2 separate regions of the Homo sapiens genome follow, and region 1 is linked to region 2. A link is an interaction called in ENCODE POLR2A ChIA-PET data of the cell type or tissue named here. Cell type or tissue: PC-9. All regions are shown on one strand. Links, peaks and the distances in the headings refer to the core of each region. The heading gives the core; the rest is flanking DNA. Region 1 overlaps USP14 (ubiquitin specific peptidase 14). Region 2 has its middle 20 kb from the start of USP14.

Region 1 (4,000 bases), core at 1-4,000, 66 kb before region 2:
AACTCTCAGAAAAAAACATACGTATAAATCTCTGAGGGCATGGACTGGGCAATGTTGCCCAGACTGGAGGGCAGTGGCGTGATCTCAGCTCACTACAACCTCTGCCTCCCCAGTTCAAGCGATTCTCCTGCCTCAGCCTCCCAAGTAGCTGGGATTATAGGTCCGCACCACCATACCCAGCTAATTTTTTGTATTTTTAGTAGAGACAGGGTTTCACCATGTTTGCCAGGCTGGTCTCGAACCCCTGACCTCAAGTGATCTGCCTGTCTCAGCCTCCTAAAGTGCTGGGATTACAGGTGAGAGCCACCATGCCGAGCCCGGCAATGCTTTCTTAGATATGACACCAATAGCACAAGCAACTAAAGAAAAAAATAGACTGGATTTCATAAAAATTAAAAAAACCTTTCTTCTGCAAAAGACCCTAGGTTAAGAGGATGAAAACATAAGCTACAGACTAGGAGAAAATATTCACAAACCACATATCCAACAAAGGTCTAGAATATGGAGAACTCTCAAAATTCAAGAGTAAAAAAACAGTACAATTAGAAAATAGGGAAAAGACAAGAGGAAGCATTTTACAAAAGAGGATATACAGATAGCAAATAAACACATGAAGACATGCTCAACTTCATCAGCCACTAGGAAGGTGCAAAGGAAAACACAGTATCACTATAAACCTATCCAATGGCTGAAATGAAAAATAGTGACAACACCAAATGCTGGTGAGAATGCAGAGAAAGTGAATCAGTCTCACCTTGCTGGTGGAAATGTAAAATGGTACAGCCACTCTAGAAAACATCTGGCAGTTTCCTGAAAAACTAAACATGCAACTACCATGCAATCTAACAACTGCATTCCTAGGCATTCATTCCAGAGAAATGGAACTTACGTTTACATTAAAACCTGTACACGAATGTTTACAGCAGGTTTATTCATCACAGACAAACACTAGAAACAACCCAGGTGTTCTTCAATAGGTGAATGGTGAAGCAGATTGTGGTAAATTCACACCAGGGAATACTGATCAGCAATGAAATGGAAGGAGCAACTGATATGCACAACACCCTGGATGAGTCGCCAGAGAATTATGCTGAGTGAGAAAGGTTATATTAAAAAGTGGAAGAGTTTTTATTTCGTTTGTATAATTTTTTTTTAGAAACAGAGTCTTGCTTTGTTATACAGGTTGGAGTGCTGTGGCACAATCATGGCTCATTACAGCATTTAACTCTTGGTCTCAAGCGATCCTCTCATCTCAGCCTCCCAAGTAGCTAGAACTACCGGTGTATGCCACCACATCCAACTGATTTTTTTTATTTTCATATTTTGTAGAGACAGGGTTTCACTACGTTGCCCAGGACAGTCTCGAACTCCTGGCCTAAAGTGATCCTCCTGCCTCAGATTCCCAAAGTCCTGGGATTACTAGCGTGAGCCACCATGCCTGGCCAACTTTCTTGAAATGACAAAAATTATAGAAATGAACGGGTTGGTAGTTGTCAGGAATTAAGGAAGGGGTAGGGCAGAAGAAAAGTGGCCCTGTGGCAATAATGCAAGATCTTTGTGGTGATGGAAATGTACTGTATTTTGACTGCATCAAGGTCAACACTAGGTAAGGTTTTACGTGAAGTACTTTGAGGAGATAAGTATAAAAGGAATATGAGCTACAGATTACAGGGGGAAGGAAAATATTAAGCTTATTCTACCACAAAGGACTCATTTATTCTAAGTAGAGTTCTGTTTCTCATGCTAAAATACACCTAAAGGCCAGGTGTGGTGCCTCATGCCTATAATCCCCAGCACTCTGGGAGGCCTAGGTGGGCAGATCGCCTGAGCTCAGGAGTTCGAGACTAGCCTCAGCAACATGGCAAAACCCTGTCTCTACCAAAAATACAAAAAAATAGCTGGGCATGGTGGCGCACGCCTGTGGTCCCAGCTACTTGGGAGGGTGAGGTGGGAGGATCATTTGCGCCTGGGAGGTTGAGACTGCAGTGAGCCTGAGTGACAAAGGAAGACCTTGTCACAAAAAAAAAAAAAGGAAAATAAAACACATGCAAAACTTTAAAGATCTGCACTGATATATGGAGGATGTGTATACCTGCTAATTGTAATACAGATTGATCCAAATAATACTATACAAAGTATAGTTCTGAAGGAAAAATGAAGCAGGAAAAAAAAGACAGAGTAATTGCTGAGCACTGATGGGAGATTAAGATATTAAGAGTATAAAGTCAGCAGTAAGAACCTACTGTATTTGGCTGCTGATTCACTTTTTTATCTTCTAGATCCTTGAATTTGGATCGAAAAGACACCATTTTCTCTTGAAGTTCTGGTGTACACAGTTCATACATATCCAACATAAGAGGAAATTTAACATCCTATATACAAACAAACAAAAAACATGTGTAAACACATTTATAAAGATATTTATTTAAAGTATCACATATCTGAAGTAATGCTTTCATAATTCAGATACAGTTGAAAATAAAATCTGTGAAAATCACTTGGAAATCTGCAGTTGAAACCTCTTAAGAGTGCCTATTTTCAAGAATGATCTGGTTCTAACTTTTTTAAGGTGAGAAATTTCTAAAACATGTTTTTCCATTAAATACTCTAACCCACAAAACTAACCACAGAGGAAGTACCAAAATTTACCTGAGAAAAGAAACATCTCAGAAATATTGGACAAGCTGCTGTGAAAATAATGGACCTCCCAAACTGGAATAAACTTATGGTTTTTTTTTTTTATTTGAAATACAACTTTACATAGAAGTAATAGTGATATAGTTCAATAGCTTATAGTAGTATATATTTAAAGTATACAACACTAGATACTTCAACTACATTTAACCTTCTCATACAACGCTAAGTATACTGGAAAATATACTAAGAATTTAAGCTCAAAAGGCTAAAATGATAGATAGGCCCCTCCCAGGACTCTATGGAGATGTAGCAGAACTACAACTCAACAAAAACAGTCAGATTCTGAGGCTGGATCCTAAATCAAGGGATTACAATTTAAGTACTCTTTGGGCACCAGTGATTTAACTCTTTCTCCTTTCACCTGAAAGAAAGGAACTCTTTGGGAGGCCAAAGCGGGCGGATCAAGAGGTCAGGAGATTGAGACCACGGTGAAACCCCATCTCTACTAAAAATACAAAAAAATTAGCCGGGCACGGTGGCGGGCGCCTGTAGTCCCAGCTACTCGGGAGGTTGAGGCTGGAGAATGGCATGAACCCAGGAGGCAGAGCTTGCAGTGAGCCAAGATAGCGCCACTGCACTCCAGCCTGGGTGACAGAGCGAGACTCCGTCTCAAAAAAAAAAAGAAAGAAACCACCTAGAGTATAGTGCAGAGTTATCACTCCCTACCTCACACCCATCTCCAAGCCTACTGAATCAGTATCCCTGAAGCTGAGGACGTGGTCTAGGGCACTATTTCTGGGTAGTGCAGGAGAGCCATCAGAATTGTATATGAATCTTTTGAAAAATATAATATCCTAGGCCCCACCGAAGACCTACCCAGATGTTTGGGGGTGAGGGAGAAGCCAGGTGTGTGTACAGTTAAAAATAAAAAAGACAATAGATAATTCTAATATACGTTCTGAGTTAAGAATCACTTGTCTAATATTAGCTCCCCTAAATATTTCAAAGAAAGCTTAACTATTCCTAAAGGAATAATGAAAGCAATTGTGAGTTAGCAATTACCTTCAAAGAATTACATTTCTTATACAAAGTAAAGTTCATTACTAACCTTAAGAACTTTGGCATTCACAGATTCCTTCTCTTTATAAAAAAATCGAACCATCTGAATGGTCAAGTAAGCAGGCAGCCGGCTGATCTTGGACTGAGGAGACAAAATGTAAAGAAATCCCATTACATCAAAATACCATACAAGTTTTAATTATTTGGTGGTAAAAATTAAGACTGGATAAAATTAATTAACTGGAAATATTTCAGTGAAGCGGAATTTGGCTTCGAAAGGACTGCATAACTTACAGATTTGATA
Region 2 (17,540 bases), core at 6,188-10,187:
CGGTGAAATCCCGTCTCTACTAAAAATACAAAAAAAAATTAGCCGGGCGTGATGGCGGGCGCCTGTAGTCCCAGCTACTCGGGAGGCTGACGCAGGAGAATGACGTGAACCCGGGGGGCGGAGCTTGCAGTGAGCCGAGATCGCGCCACTGCAGTCCAGCCTGGGCGACAGAGCGAGACTCCGTCTCAAAAAAAAAAAATAAATAAATAAAAATAAATAAATAAATAAATAAATAAATAAATAAAAAATTAAGAAGAAATGGACAAAAGTGATGGAAGCCCCAGAGGGCTGGGCAACGGAGTGATTTCTGGCAATGAGACCTGCTGAAGACGTTGCTGCCGAGAGGAACGAATTCTTTCACCATATTATTAACATTAGCTATATTAACAGTACTTTCAGTCAGGGTAGGTAGGTGAAGCGCTCTCTTGCATAAGTACTAGATAGCCTCACTTATTCTGTGTATGTCTGCAAATATCTTTATTTCAATCTTGTTCTTGCTGATCGGTTAGCTGAGTAGAGATTAATAGATTGGCAGTAATTTTCCTGAGCACTTTGAAGAAATTTCGTTGTCTTCTGTCATTTACTATTGCTGATGAAACTTTTTTTGTTAAGTTTAATTTGTTGTTACCTTGTAGATAAGGTCTTCTCTCTCTAATAACTCTTAGAATTTTCTCTTTGTTCTTAATATTCTGCAGTTTCATGTAGCGTGTTCAGCTGTGTATTTAATTTATCCATCTCAGTACTAGGAGTGAAGTTTTGAGCTGAGACTTAGGTTTTTGGATGCTGCTTATTCTCTGTTTTGAAACTACCATTGTTTTTTTAAAAAATAAAAATTTCTTTTAATTATTTATTTATTTAGTAGAGACAGGGTTCCACCATGTTATCCAGACTGGTCTGGAACTCCTGAGCTCAAGCAATCCTCCTGCCTCAGCCTCCCAAAGTGCTGGGATTACAGGCATGAGCCACCATACCCAGCCAAAATTTTCTCTTATAATTCATATTTTTAAAAATTAACAAAATTTTTTATTCTTGCTGTCATCTTACAAGTGGGTTTTTATTGAAGCTTCTCTTTTCTTTCTTTCTTTCTTTTTTTTTTTTTTTTGAGACAGGGTCTCACTGTGTCACCCAGGCTGGAGTGCAGTGATACAATTCTCTGCTCACTGCAGCCTCAACCTCCCAGACTCAGGTGATCCTCCCACCTCAGCCTCCCAAGTAGTTGGGATTATAGGTATGCGCCACCATGCCTGGCTAATTTTTGTATTTTTTGTAGAGACGGGGTTTCACCATATTGCCCAGGCTGGTCTCAAACTCCTGGGCTCAAGCAATCTGCCCACCTTGGCCTCCCAAAGTGCTGGGATTATAGGTGTGAGCCACCTCGCCTGGCCTGTTGAAGATTCTACATCCTTCATTTGTCTTACCTGGTCTCTCATATTCTTTTATCTCTTTATCTCTGTGGTAAATTATGTTTGAATTCTCAGTACTCTCTTCCAAATCATTAATTCTCTCTCTGTCCAGTCAGCCGGTTTTCCCGTCTATTGTTTTATATTTTAATGATTATATTTTACACTTCCAAGATTGCTTATTGGTTCTTTTTTATAATTGTCCTGTCTTGTGTAATATTTTTGTTTTCTTTTCATAATTTATTGGTCTTTTTGAAAAGAATATGATCCCTTTAAACTAATATTTTTGTCATTACTATTTTTTAACTTATTATTTGAAGTAATTTCAAAATTACAGTAAATTTGCAAGAGTAATACCAGGAACTCTTGTTTACCCTTCACTAACATTTCACCATAGTTGCTATATATGTGTGTGTATATATATATATATATATAATATATAGTTATAGATACATAGATATAAATCTATATATAGACACTCATGACATTTGTGTTAATCATTTGAGAGTAAGTTGCAGATATGATGTATATTTAGCTCTAAATAAATCAGTGTTATTCCGTAAGAACAAGAACATTCACTTGTATAACCATAGGACAACTACCAAAATCAGGATATTCACCATAATACAATAACACTATTACCTAATCTATAGACTTTATTCAAAGGACATTTTTGCAAAATGTCCTTTCTAGTAATTTTTTTTCTAGTCCAGGATCCAATCCAAGATCATGCCTTGCATTTAGAGTTACGGTTTTTAATCTTTGTAAATTTCAAACAATAATTCCCCAGCCTAATTTTCATCTTTTAAAGACTTTTACATAAAAGAAAATTCACCTAGAATAAAATCATTATGCCAGTTGCATAGTGGATAGTACAATGAACCTCTGTATTCCCATATCAAGATTTAACAAAATTCAAGTTTTGCCTATTTGTCTCATCTATTCTTTCCCCCTTTTTCTTTGCTTAAGAACCTCTATTAACCATCCCTAAAAGTATAGGAATTATTTTCTTATATAGCTATAATATCATTATCTTACCTAACAAAATTAACAATATTTTCTTGGTATTATCTATTTTGTAGACCATAGTCAACTTCCCCAGTTGTTTTTAAAATGGTGGGGTTTTTTTGCTGGTTTTCTTGTTTGTTTTTATTTGTTGATTATAGTTTATTTCTTAGAGTTAGGATCCAAATGAGATCCATAGATTACATTTGTTATGCCTCTTAAGTTCCTTTTGAAATAAAGCTGCGGCCTCTCTCTCTTTTTTTTTTTGGACAGAGTGTTATCCAAGCTGGAGTGCAATGGTGCGATCTTGGTTCACTGCAACCTCCACCTCCCAGGTTCAAGCGATTCTCCTTCCTCAGCCTCCGGAGTAGCTGGGATTATAGGCTCGCACCACCACGCCCAGCTAATTTTTTTTTTATTTTTAGTAGAGATAGGGTTTCACCATATTGGCCAGGCTGGTCTCCAACTCCTGGCCTCAAGTGATCCGCCCACCTCGGCCTCCCAAAGTGCTGGGATTACAGGCGTGAGCCATCGCACCCAGCGGCTGCTGCCTTTCTTTAACCTCACTACGTTATTTTCATGCCATTAACTTTTAGAAAAGCCAGGTAAGCCATTCCATAATATGAAATGTCCCATATCCTGGAGTTGTTGGTTTGCTGCTTTGTGGCACCATTTACCTTGATTTTCCCTGTATTTCTTGTAAGAGAAATTAGCTGTAGAGACTTGATTACATTCTAGCTAAGCCTTTTTTTACAGAAATACTCCAAGAATGATGCTGTGTGCTTCACGTTGCATTGGATGAGGAGGCGCACAGCATCTGATGGTCCCAGGCTTACTAATGATCAGGTGAGCTTGATGGCGGGGCAGAGTTTAGGTGAGACTCTGTGATCTCCCCATTGTTAGGCTCCCTGTTGTGAACCAAAGGTATCTGAGACAGGTCCCAATCAATTCAGAAAGTTTATTTTGCTAAGGTTAAGGACACTCCCAAGACACACCCTCAGGAGGTCCTGACGACATGTGCCCAAGGTGTATGGGTACAGTGTGTTTTTATACATTTTAGGGAGACATAATACCTCAGTCAATACATGTAGGATATACGCTGGTTCGATCTGGAAGGGAGGAAGGGTGGGGCAACTCGGAGTGGTGGGGAGAGCCTTCCAGATCATAGGTAGATTTAAAAATTCTGATTGCCAGTTGGTCGAAAGAGTTATCAATAGCTGGGCACGGTGGCTCACGCCTGTAATCCCAGCATTTTAGGAGTCCCAGGCTGGTGGATCACCTGAGGTTGGGAATTTGAGACCAACCTGACCAACGTGGAGAAACCCCATCTCTACTAAAGATACAAAATTAGTCGGGAGTGGTGGCGCATGCCTGTAATCCCAGCTACTCAGGCGGCTGAGGCAGGAGAATCGCTTGAACCTGGGAGGCAGAGGTTGCGGTGAGCCAAGATCCCGCCATTGCACTCCAGCCTGGGCAACAAGAGTGAAACTCCATCTCAAAAAAAAAAAAAGAAAGTTATCAATAGAAAGGAATGTCTGGGTTATGATAAGGGGTTGTGGAGCCCAAGGTTTTATCATGCAGATGAAGCCTCCAAGTAGCAGACTTCAGAGAGAATAGATTGTAAATGTTTCTTATCAGACTTAAGGTCTGTGTCGATATTAATGCTGGAGAGGTATAATGAGGTACACCTAAACCCCTCTTCCATCATGGCCTGAACTAGTTTGTCAGGTTCACTCTGGAATGCCCTTAGCTGAGAGGAAGGGTCCATTCATATGGTTGGGGGACCGTCTAATTTGCAGGATGACTCACTGTTTTCATCCCTCCTGTCTTCTGGTCTTTTTCTGACGTTCTCCAGCCTGGTGTTTGGGGTCTCCTGCTCCATGTTGATATTAGGATATGACACATCCAGTCACTAAGCCAAGGGCCAGTTCAGTTCAGTTACTTGTCACATAGCTTTGCCATTACCCTCCCATCTTCCTGGAGTCACAGCTCTACACAGAGACAGGGTTTTTAGTTTTTGGTTTTGCTTATTTATGTATTTTTTGTTGTTATTTTCAGCCTGTTTCATGAGTGGGGCGATTCCTCCTTTGCCTCTGGTTGTAAGTATTTATCCACTCCTATTCCCCTTTTCAAGCTGAGCATTTTATTTTATTTTATTATATTTTATTTTATTTTATTTTAGACGGAGTCTCACTCTGTTGCCCAGGCTGGAGTGCAGTGGCAAGATCTCGGCTCACTGCAACCTCCACTTCCTGGGTTCAAGCGATTCTCCCACCTCAGCCTCCTGAGTAGCTGCGATTACAGGCGTGCACCACCACGCCCGGATAATTTTTGTATTTTTAGTAGAGATGGGATTTCACCATGTTGGCCAGGCTGGTCTCGAACTCCTCGGCTCCAATGATCCTTCCACCTCAGCCTCCCAAAGTGCTGGGATTAGAGGCGTGAGCCACTGTGCCCAGCCATGCTGAGCATTTTAATCTGTTATCCTACAAGAGCAAAACTTGTCACCTCTGCCTGCTTCTATTTTTGGTCTATGGGGAATTTTTATCTCATTTTTCAGTCCATCTGCAAGTGTGTGTGTGTGTGTGTGTGTGTGTGTGTGTGTGCGTGTCTGTGTGTGTGTGTGTGTTCCTGGCCAAGTCCAGATCCATTCTGCCTGCATACAGTAAATCAATCACAGTGAAGATGGATTTTGCAAAGGAGAAAAGATTTATTCACAAGGGCACCGAGCAAGGAGGTGGGAGAACAGCTCTCAAGTCCACCTCCATGAAAATGAGGCTTCGGGATGTTTAGGGGTTAGGAAAGTGGAGTGATCTAAAGCATGGGGAAAGGTGATTGGCAGGGGAAAAAATAAAGTAACAGGTTCATGATGCACAAGCATAGCTGGGGCTCGTGACATTTGTGTGGCATATGTACAGAAAATGATGGCATCAGCTTGATCTGAGGGGGGAGTTTTTGGCCCTCTGTGGTCAAAAGGCCACGTCTTGGGCAATTGTGTTGGCCCAGTTGAAGGGTCAGTGGTCTCAAACAGTTTGAACTGGACAGGAGCCGGCCCACATTTCTGAAAAACAACTGAAGCAACCATTACTATGGTGACTTATGGATGTTATCTATAAAGTAGCCAGCGATGGGTAAGTTTCAGCGTTCAGTGGTGAGGCCTTCGGTATTGCAGCCTTCAACATCCTGGAAAAAAGGAAAAAACAAACAAGCAAAAGCGAGCGATCAAAAGCAAGCAGGGCAGGCAGAGCTGACTAAACGAACCCCTCAGTTTCATGTGTGTGTGTCTGTGTGTCTAATAAACTCTTTATTTCTCCTTCATTTTTTAAAAAATTAATACACTTTATTTTTTAGAGCAGTTTTAGGCTCACAGAAAAACTGAATGTTAAGTCCAAGAATTCCCATACACCCACTCCCAGCCATCCACACCATTGACATCCCCTGTCAGTGTGGTGCATTTGTTATAATCAATGAACCAACACAGACACATCTTTATCACCCAAAGTCCATAGTTTATTCTCTTTTTTCTTGAGACGGTCTCACTCTATCACCCAGGCTGGAATGCAGTGGTGCAGTCTCAGCTCACTGCAGGCTCCACCTCTCAGGCCTAGTGAGCCTGTTACTTCAGCCTCCTGAGTAGCTGGGACTACAGGCACGTGCCACCGCAACTGGCTAATTTTTGTATTTTTATAGAGATGAGGTTTCACCATGTTGCCCAAGCTGATCTCAAACTTGAGAGCTCAAGCTATCTGCCCACCTCGGCCTCGCAAGGTGCTGGGATTGCAGGGGTGAGCCACAGCGCCCAGCCCAGAGTTCATAGTTTAAATTAGGGTTCACCCTGTGTTGAACATTTTATGGGTTTCACAAGTGTAGAATGTCATATACCCACTGTTACAGTATCATAAACGGTAGTTTCACTGCCCAAAAAAGCCTCTGGGCTTCACCTGTTCCTCCCTTCCCCACCCCTAACCCCAGGCAACCACTGATCTTCTTACTGTCCCCATAGTTTTGCCTTTTCCAGAATGTCATCTAGGTGGAATCTTACAGTATATAGTTTTTTTCAGATTGGCTTCTTTCACTTTGCAATATGCCTTTGATATGGTTTGGCTCTGTGTCGTCACCCAAATCTCATCTTGAATTGTACTCCCATAATTCCCACATGTTGTGGGAGAGACCTGGTGGGAGATAATTGAATCGCCAATACTGTTCTCATGGTAGTGAATAAGTCTCACGAGAGCTGATGGTTTTATCAGGGGTTTCCGCTTTTGCATCTTCCTCATTCTTACTTTGCCTGCTGCTCCTCCTTGCCTTCTGCCATGATTGTGAAGCTTCCCCAGCCACCTGAAACTGTAAGTCCAATTAAACCTCTTTCTTTTGTAAATTGCTCAAGCCTTGGGTATGTCTTTACTAGCAGCGTGAAAAGGGACTAATACAGCATTTAGGTTTCCTCCATGTGTTCTTGTAGCTTGATAGCTCTTTTGTTTTTTTTAGTGCTCCTGTGTGGTCAAGTAATTTCTTATTTGTACATTATATGGATGTAGCATCAATTCAAATATTAATCTCATCCAGAAACACCCCCACAGACACACACAGATTAATCGTTGGCCAAACGTCTGGGTACCCCACAGCCCAGTCAAGTTGACATATAAAATTAACAATCACAACTGTTATGCCAAAAATCATGACTCCACTAAAGTAGGGGAGTCACCTCAACTGAGAGTCAAAACTGAACACAAGCCAGGTGCAGTAGAGCATGCCTGTAGTTTCCACTACTCAGGCAGCTGAGGCAGGAGGGTCACTTGAGCCTAGAAGTTCGAGTCCAACCTGAGCGATATAGAGAGACTCTGTCTCTTAAAAAAAACAAAACCAGGACACAATGGCAGAAAGGAAGTCCTCCCCGCCCCTCAAAAATTGAGATGCTGAGACCAGAAGAAAGGCAAAACAGATGTGGGTGGAAAAATCACAAATGCCCCCAGTCATGAGTCCCGCCATCCAAAGAGAATTGGTCAAGAACATTATGTTGCACTCAATTATATTTATATTTATATTTATGTTAGGCAAGCCCAACAGTACAATCACTATGGAGTGAGCCAGACAATCTTTAACCAGTTTCCCACTACAACCCCAGCTCCTGCTTCTTCATTACCCTCCTTTAATTATATAAACAGGCTGGGCCCAGTGGCTCACACCTGTAACCCCAGCACTTTGGGAGGCCAAGACGGGCATATCACATGAGGCCAGGAGTTGGAAACCAGCCTGGCCAATATGGCAAAAACCCGTCTTTACTAAAAATACAAAAATTAGCTGAGTGTGGTGGTGCGCACCTGTAGTCCCAGCTACTTGGGAGGCTGAGGCACAAGAATCGCTTGAACTTGGGAGGTGGAGTTTGCAGTGAGCTGAGATCATGCCACTGTGCTCCAGCCTGGATGACAGAGCAAGACTCTTTCTCAAAAAAATAATATATGTAAATAATTTTTCAATATGATACTCCTGACATTATGGTAAAAAAGCAACTATTTTGTTAATATTTAATTCAAGAATAACTATTCTGGCATCTCTTCAAATTATGGTACTTAAAACTGAGGCCTATGCATATTTATACTAACTTTTTTTTTTTTTTTTGGAGATGAAGTCTTGCTTTGTGGCCCAGGCTGGAGTGCAGTAGCATGATCTCGGCTCACTGCAACCTCTGCCTCTTAAGTTCAAGCTATTCTTGTGCCTCAGCCTCCTGAGTAGCTGGGACTACAGGCACGTGCCACCATGCCCGGCTAATTTTTGTATTTTTAGTAGAGACAGGGTTTCACTATGTTGGTCAGGCTGGTCTCAAACTCCTGACCTCAGGTGATACTCTTGCCTCAGCCTCCCAAAGTGCTGTGATTACAGGCGTGAGCCACCATGCCCAGCCTACTAATATCTTTAAATATTAGGCTATCTAGTACAATTTGTATATGTATTATATACTTAAATGTGAAAAGGTCTCTACTAAATTTCTGAAATTGATGATTTCATAGCTCTTACACTGAGATAGGGGCCATTTATTTGGTTCTGGAAAATAATTTGGGTGATTCTGGAAAAAAGGTTTTATGATTCCAATATGGAAACACATATGCTTCCTCCAGCCTAATTTGAAATGAAAAGCTGAGATTCTCATAAACTTCCAAGATGCCAGTATCCTCACAAACTCAGATGTGAGCTACTTTTATTTAATTCATTTTTTTTCTGTTTTGTTTTGTTTTGTTTGAGACAGGGTCTTGCTCTGTGGCCCTCTGTGGCTCAGGCTGGAGTGCAGTGGCGTGATCACGGCTCACTGCAGCCTTGACCTCCCAGGCTTGAGTGAGCCTCCTACCTCAGCCTCCTGAGTAGGTAGGACTACAGGCATGTGCCACCATGCCAGGATAATTTTTGTAATTTTTATAGAGGTGGGTTTTCACCGTGTTGCCCAGGTTGATCTCGAACTCCCAGACTGAAAGGATCCTCCCACCTTGGCCTCCCAGAGTGCTGGGATTGCAGGCATGAGCCACTGTGCCTGGACTTTCTTTCTGTTTTAAATATCAGCACACATCCTGAAGTTCATTTTATTGAGTAGTGCATCTTAAAAATATAAAATTTCACCAGGCACGGTGGCTCACGCCTGTAATCCCAGCCCTTTGGGAGGCTGAGGCAGATCACTTGAGGTCAGGAGTTCAAGACCAGCGTGGCCAACATGGTGAAACCCTATCTCTACTAAAAATACAAACATTAGCTGGGTGTTGTGGTGGGCACCTGTAATCCCAGCTACTCAGGAGGCTGAGGCAGGAGAATTGCTTGAACCTGGGAGGCAGAGGTTGCAGTGAGATCGCACCACTGCCCTCCAGCCTGGGCAATAGAGTAAGACTCCGTCTCAAAAAAAAAAAATATATATATATATATATAATTTCATTTTATTTTCTTTAACAAATACATAATGAGATAAACAATAATTTGTATATCACGTACTTTGGAGCAAGATTTAAAACACTGAAGCAGAAAATTAAAGTGGACAACTAGGTGGCAGCAATGGAAATACTGGTTTAAAATCTGCTCCTGTGCAGTTAAGTCATTTCTTAGCGTCACAACTTGCTCTGTCAAAATAACAGTGTTCTTGTTTTCCTACTAGCAACTCACCTGGGAACCACAGCAACAAGACGATAAATTGCTTTTCTTCTAGAAACCTACACACATTTTAACAAAGATTGGTAGTGTGCAGGGTGCGTGGGAGGGAAACAGCAGGAAAAGATGTGGACACCCCCCAAACAACAGACTCTTTTTCAATCATATACATTTTATCATTCCCAATTTGGCCGGGTGCAGTGGCTCATGCCTGTAATCCCAGCACTTTGGGAGGCTGAGGCAGGCAGATCACTTAAGGTCAGGAGTTCAATTTACTTTTGATCCTCACATTCAGATCTCTCTCTCTCTCTCTCTGCCTCTCTCTCTCTCTCTTCCTTGTTGTGAGCCTCGCTCTCTCACCCAGGCTGGAGTGCAGTGGTGCGATCTCGGCTCAATTCAACCTCCGCCTGCTGGGTTCAAGCGATTCTCCTGCCTCAGCCTCCGGAGTAGCTGGGATTACAGGCGCGCACCACCACGCCAGCTAATTTTTGTTTTTAGTAGAGACCGGGTTTCACCATGTTGCCCAGGCTGTTCTCGAACGCTAGAGCTCAGATGATCCACCCGCCTCTGTGAGCCACCTCGCCCGGCCACATTCAGATTTTTTGATTCCACAGAAAAGCTCACCATGTTTAGACTAATATTTCTTATATTAATCATCCCTAGACTTTATTTTCCACCAAACACCTATTTATCAAATCTTTTTTTAATTTTTACTCAGTTTTATTGACTGTAAAATTTGCCATAGTTTCTTGGTTTTGCCTGTAGTGAATCAAAGCAACCAACAGCTATAAGAAAAATTTGTGGCTTTTGCCTCTTTTTTTTTTTTTTTTGCCGGAAACAGCAGCCGGTTTGCAAACCAGTCCTTCCGCCACTTTCAGTGCAGGTGGTTTGTGTGGGTCTGACCTCACGTGACTCTGGTGTGACCAATCAGAACACGGCTTCCCTCTGCCTGTAGTGATTGGTTCAACCAGAGACATGTGACTCAGCTAATGGGAGGAGTTCCCTGGCCCCTGGAATAAGTAGGCAACAGAGATGCTCTTTGTCCTGAGATTGCTACACTTGTAGAACGTAGGCCTGGCGCTGCAGTAAGATGAGGAGACTGTGAGAAGGAGGCCACCCCAAAGGAGAAAAGTGGGCTAGAGGTACAAAGATGCTAGAAGCTTCACTGGAGCTACTGGACTCACGCTCAAAGCTAGCTTTTTCCCTGCACTTTGAATTAAACAAATTTCATGAATCAGTAAGTTTCTTCTTTAGCCAGTGTGTGTTGGGTTTTCCATTTGCAACCAAAAGATTCCTCATGCAAAAAAGTGCACATTGTAAAAATGATTTTCTAACATGAGTCCTGTTTTTATGGTTTTCCTCACATATTTAAATGTTTTCTGTAATTATGTTTTAGGTACTGAATGATAACATGCACTCTTATTTATTAAAAGGCACATCATTTTAATAACTCAGTTTTGGAAACAAAGCTATATGTTGCAGAAGCATTCAATTATAAATTGAGAGACCTGGGTTTTAGTCTGTTTTGTTCTGTTGCAACTTTATTTATTTAGAGATGATGCCCGGGCTGCACTCAAACTCCTGGGTTCAAGCAGCATTCCTGTCTCAGCCTCATGAGTAGCGACTACAGAAGTGTGCCAGCAGGCCCAGCTAATTACAGTTTAAAACATGGGCATCTTACAATTTCCTCTCTAGTATTGGTATCCTTACTTGAAGAGTAAGTAACTTGAGTTGGACTATCTCTAAGATCACTACCAGCATTAAAATTAATTCTGTGGCTCTTAGAAATATAGATTGGAGGATGAAATGGAAAAAAAAATAAATGGGAGGAAGTAGAGAAGAAAAATCAAACCACTTTTTTTCCAGCAAAACACAGGTATTAATTTTTGGTGCCCATGTATAAAAACATTGATTTATTAGTCAAAGAAAAAGAAAGTAATTCTGGCATAATATTTTATTGTTCCCCTGTATTTTCTGCACTCCCATATGGATTATGTATCCTCACCTCCTTGATGGCAGACGTGGCCTTATGACTTGCTATGACCATGAAATGCAAGTTGGCAGTGCTAGGTGCCATATCTGGGCGGAAGTGTTGAAAACTAGCTCATGCATCACCATGTCCTTTTATCCTTTGCCATGATGATTGGCAATATTTGAAAGAGAGGCTACTTCATTGCCCTGGGTCCCAGAGTGAATAGGACACAAAGCAAAGTTGCAGCTGACCTATAATGGAAATGTAGTATGAGGGGGAAGTAAACCTTTGTTTTTGTAAGCCACTGAGATTTGAGGGAGTGATACCACAGCCTAATCTAGCCTTCCAGACCCGTGCTGTAATGGTGATGAAACAAAACTGTATTAAGGTGGTTGTGCAGACCCTAAAAATTCTCAACCTCATTTATAAAGGCTTGATTTGTTCTACATATATAAAGTTGAGATGATCACCATAATTATTAAGGTTGAGGCTGGCACTGTGACACTGTCTTAATAAATACAGAAAATTCATACAAGGATTATTTTTCTAAAATGAATGGCTTAGATGCCAACAGTATTACTTAAAAGTAGAAAAATATGGCCTGCAATAGTGCCAGTATCATGAGGGAGTCACATCTGCAGAAGTTCAGTTTAACAGGGAGCTACTTCAGACCTGAAGTGGAGATTTTGTGTGAAATGCAGTTGTAATATGAAATGATGATCTTTCAAAGTGAAGTTGATAATTAGGTGGAACCTGTGAAACCCTGAGGCTTTTAAAAAAAGTGGCTATAAGTCCATCAGAAATTGGAAAAGAGGTTAAAAATGTTCTATAGGCAGCATCAGGGTAACACCTGAAGCAACTGTAAAAATTCTGTTTGTAATCACGTATCTTCTTGTAATTACCTTTTAAACACTAAAATAATGTATTAGAGGCCTATAAAAATAGAGATTACTATTCAAGGGGCTTTTCAAGGGAAAATTACTCATTGTGGGGATTTTTTTTTTTTTTCTTGAGACAGGGTCTCACTCTGTCACCCAGGCTGGAGTGCAGTGGTGTGATCTTGGCTCAAGTGATTCTTCTGCCTCAGCCTCCCGAGTAGCTGGGATTACAGGGACGTGTCAGGTTGGCCAGGCTGGTCTCAAACTCCTGACCTCAAGTATTCCACCCACCTTAGCTTCCCAAAGTGCTGGGATCACAGGTGTGAGCCACCGCACCCGGCCTGATTGTGGGGAATTTTGTATGCCATGTTCTGAAGTAGGAGCTACACCCGGAAAAAAGAGCTCTGAGGGAGCTTGTACAGAAAATGCTTTGAAGACAATAATGGAGCTATTCCACAATGATGGAGGGGATTTTTTGTTTGTTTGTTTTTCACTATTAATGTCTGGTAATCTTGTAACTACTCTTCTTGAAAAATATCACATAAATATTGAAATATAGTTGGCTAGGATTTCTTTTTTTTTCTTTCTTTTTTTTTTTGAGACGAAGACTTGCTCTGTCACCCAGGCTGGAGCTCATTTTTGTATTTTTAGTAGAGATGAGGTTTCACCATGTTGGCCAGGGTGGTCTCAAACTCCTGACCTGAAGTGATCCGCCTGCCTTGGCCTCCCAAAGTACTGTGATTACAGGCATGAATGAGTCACTGCGCTCAACCAGTTGGCTAGGATTTCTAATCTGGAATCCTAAAAGTGGTAATACCGCAGGTAAGGCACCCTATTTAACCATGAAGACCTGCAGAGAGTAATGTCTGAAGTATTCCTTCCCCACCCCAAATCTCAAGTAAATTTTTCTTTTGCCAGCTGTAACTCAGTATCATACAGGGCATAGAATTCTAGAAAGTGTAGTTCCAGTGTAGCCAAGGTGACATAGAACAAAACCACAGGGAACCTTTTACAATTGTATTATATTCATTATCTTTCCAAGTCTATACATATACATCTACAGTTTTTTTATCATGAATATAGAGAATTTTGTAATTAATTTGCTAATAATTTAAGATATTTAGGTTTATAAATTTTTGTTATGTGAAGGTAATAATATAAATTGTTCTATGACACTCAAGATACATGAAATATTTTTCTATAAATGATAACATCCATATATATATTCCCCGTTCTCATTTTCTAACATAGATAAGACATCCATTACCAAAAGGGTGACCATATGTCCTTGTTTATGCTGATTTTCTTGGTATATTTAGCCCCATTTATTTCAAAAGTACTCCAGTTTGGACTATATATATGGTCACTCTAACACCAGTTATTATTTGGGTTCCTTGCCCATCTCCACTGGATAGTGCAAAAACGCAGGAGCTTATCTCCATCTGGGAAAATGAGGGGGATCTGGAATTTAACCCATAGTGGTTGTCACTAATATTCTGAATCCTCTGTCTCATCATTTGGATTGAAAACTTCCCCAGGGCCTGGGTTCTTTTTTTTTTTTTTTTTTTTTTTTTTTTTTTGAGACAAAGTCTCACTCTGTCACCCAGGCTGGAGTGTAGTGGCATGATCTCCACTCACCACCTCCCGGGTTCAAGCAATTCTCCTGCCTCAGCCTCCCGAGTAGCTGGGATTACAGGCACCCACAACCATGCCCGGCTAATTTTTGTATTTTTAGTAGAGACGGGGTTTCACCATGTTGGCCAGGCTGGTCTCGAACTCCTGACCTCAGGTGATCCACCCGCCTCAGCCTCCCAAAGTGCCGGGATTACAGGCGTGAGCCCCCGCGCCTGGCCGAGCCTGGGTTCTTAATGGCCAGTTCTCCTATGTACTCACACATCTATGTCCATTCAAGTCCCATCCAAGATCCACATGGTGTCTCAGGCTCTCCCTCCATAGGTTCCTTTCCACCCTGCCCCTCTTCCTGCCCCATCTTGGATTAGTTTAGTCCACCCCCAACCACCCTTCACTTACAGCACCAACCTTCTTTGTTTTCCTGTTGATACCATCCAACTTAATTCTTTAGAGACACAGACCACTCAACAACAACAACAAAAGCCTGGTTTGGAAGTAGTGTTCAAAGGGGCCTTAAAACACAAATGTGATGCTTCAGGGACAAAAATGGCTCAGTAATGTATTCTTACACTGTACTAAACTTATGCATATATATCTTGGTGCATATGTGTGAACATTTCCATGGGATCAGTCATAGAAGTGAAATTCCCTATCAAAGGCCTATATACTTAATATATTGATAAATACCACCAAAATAAATTACCCCCAGTAGTAACCATTTTTCGATTTTTTGAAAGTAATGGATATTATAATGAAAAAACCCCATAAATTTAATGGGCAAGAAGGTATGCTGGTATTCTAAATGCAGTTCCCATACTTTATTAGCCATTTGTATATTATTATTATTATTATTTTAAGATGGAGTCTTGCTCTATCACCCAGGCTGGAGTAGTGGCACAATCTCGTCTCACTGCAACCACCACCTCCCAGGTTCAAGCAGTTCTCCTGCCTCAGCCCCCCAGGTAGCTGGGATTACAGGTGCCCACCACCATGCATGGGTAATTTTTGTATTTGAGTAGAGATGGGGTTTCACTGTGTTGGCCAGGCTGGTCTCGAACACCTGACCTCAAGTGATCTGCCCACCTCAGCCTCCCAAAGTGCTGGAATTACAGGCGTGAGCCACTTTGCCCGGCCCTGTATATTATTATTTTTTACCTAACCAAGCAAGCAGCACTAAATCATTTGCATTTCTAAAATTAACTGCTTGTTCATCACCTTTAGCTCATTTTTCTATAGGGTTACTTTTAAAAAATCCGTTGATTTACAGGATTTTTAGAATTTTAAACTTTTTCTCTCATGTTTCAAGTATTTTTCTCAGTGCCATTTATAGTTTGTTTGTTTCTGGAGTTATTTGCCATATAGAAGTTTTATATTTGTATGTATCATCTGCCAATTGTTACCTTTTTTGGCAGCACTGAAAATTCAGGTGATCTTAAACATCAGACAGATAACACAAATAAGTGGTCCAGGTAAGGACTGGGTGAAATAGAAAACATATCCTCTCTCAGAAAACAGTGAGAGGATATTGCTGCTGTGCAGGCCTCTGGCCCTGTGTTGAGAAACAGTTATTGGAAATCAGATTTGTATTTGAAGTATTCCAGTTTTTAAATTAGCAACTATTTGCTTGTAACCCCAGCACTTTTGGAGGCCAAGATGGGCAGATTGCTTGAGCTCAGGAGTTCAAGACCAGCCTGGGCAACATGGCAAGACCCCATCTCTACCAAAAATACAAAAAATTAGCTGGGCATGGTGGCATGTGCCTGTGGTCCCAGCTACTAGGGAGACTGAGGCGGGAGGATCACTTGAGCCCAGGAGGCAGAGCTTGCAATGAACCGAGATTGCACCACTGCACTCCAGCCTGGGCAAGAGAGTGAGACCCCATCTGATGTGATTTGGCTGTGTCCCCACCCAAATCTCGTATTGAATTCCCCCATGTGTGGGAGGGACCTGGTGGGAGGTAGTTGAATCATGGGGGCAGGTCTTTCCTGTGCTGTTCTCATGGTGGTGAATTACTCTCATGGGATCTGATGATTATAGAAGGGGGAGTTTCCCTGCACAAGCTCTTTTATCTTGTCTGCCACCATGTGAGACATGCCTTTCACCCTCCACCACGATTGGGAAGCCTCCTCAGCCACGTGGAACTGTAAGTCCATTAAATGTCTTTCTTTTGTAAATTGCCCAGTCTCAGGTATGTCTTTATCAGCAGTGTGAAAATGGACTAATACAGTAAATTGGTACCAGAAGTGGGGTGTTGCTGAGAAGATACCGGAAAATGTGGAAGCAACTTTGGAACTGGGTAACAGGCAGAGGTTGAAACAGTTTGGAGGGCTCAGCAGAAGACAGGAAAATGTGGGAAAGTTTGGAACTTCCTAGAGATTTGTTGAATGGCTTTGTCCAAAATGCTGATGGCGATATGGACAATAAGGTCCAGGCTGAGGTGGACTCAGATGGAGATGAGGAACTTGTTGGGAACAGGAGCAAAGGTGACTCTTGTTATGTTTTAGCAAAGAGACTGGCAGCATTTCGCCCCTGCCTTAGAGATTTATGGAACTTTGAACTTCAGAGAGATGATTTAGGGTATCTGGTGGAAGAAATGTCTAAGCAGCAAAGCATTCAAGAGGTGACATGGGTGCTGTTAAAGGCATTCAGTTTTATAAGGGAAGTAGAGCATAAAAGTTCAGAAAATTTGCAACCTGACAATGTGATAGAAAAGAAAAACCCATTTTCTGAGGAGAAATTGAAGCTGGCTGCAGAAATTTGCATAAGTAAGATGTTAATCCCCAAGACAATGGGAAAAATGTCTCCAGGGCATGTCAGAGGCCTTCACGGCAGCCCCTCCCATCACAGACCCAGAGGCCTAGGATAAAATGGTTTTGTGGGCCAGGCAGAGTCCCCATGCTGTGTGCAGTCTAAAGACTTGGTGCTCTGCATCCCAGCCACTCCAGCCGTCACTAAAAGGGGCTAAGAGACAGCTTGGGCTGTTGCTTCAGAGAGTGGAAAACCCAAGCCTTGGCAGGTTCCATGTGGTGTTGAGCCTGTAGGTGCAGAGAAGTCAAGAACTGAGGTTTAGGAACCTTGGCCTAGATTTCAGATGTATGGAAATGCCTGGATGCCCAGGCAGAAGTTTGCTGCAGGGGTGGGGCCCTCATGGAGAACCTTTGCCAGGGCAGTGCAGAAGGGATGTGAGGTTGGAGTCTCCACACAGAGTCCTTACTGGGGTACCGCCTAGGGCCACCGTCCTCCAGACCCCAGAATGGTAGATCCACTGACAGCTTGCACTGTGTGCCTGGAAAAGCCACAGACACTCAACACCAGCCCATGAAAGCAGCCAGGAAGGAGGCTGAACCCTGCAGTCACAGGGGCAGAGCTGCCCAAGACCATGGGAACCATCAGTGCGACCTGGATATGAGACATGGAGTCAAAAGATGTCACTTTGGAGCTTTAAGATTTGACTGCCCCACTGTATTTTGGACTTGCATGGATCCTGTAGCCCCTTTGTTTTGGCCAATGCCTCCCATTTGGAATGGC

The links. Peaks named below come from ENCODE experiments on the same cell type or tissue, not always from the same donor. Only the 100,000 strongest peaks of a DNase experiment are listed, where the experiment ranks them.
Region 1: POLR2A ChIA-PET joins it to region 2 with 14 read pairs; 2 of 35 experiments call an interaction of 5 or more read pairs at or near these places.

Annotation. Positions count from the first base shown.
Region 1 is chr18:202,936-206,935 of GRCh38, reverse strand. USP14 (ubiquitin specific peptidase 14) reads right to left here. Exons shown (of 16, transcript NM_005151.4): 11 at 3,991-4,000; 12 at 3,746-3,838; 13 at 2,244-2,372. Among named protein-coding and RNA genes, the nearest start is that of USP14, 46 kb to the right of the region's middle. In PC-9, for the core only: no CTCF peak of the experiment used is centred there; no DNase peak of the experiment used is centred there; H3K27ac peaks cover 380 bases.
Region 2 is chr18:129,529-147,068 of GRCh38, reverse strand. No RefSeq gene overlaps it. Among named protein-coding and RNA genes, the nearest start is that of USP14, 20 kb to the left of the region's middle. In PC-9, for the core only: no CTCF peak of the experiment used is centred there; no DNase peak of the experiment used is centred there.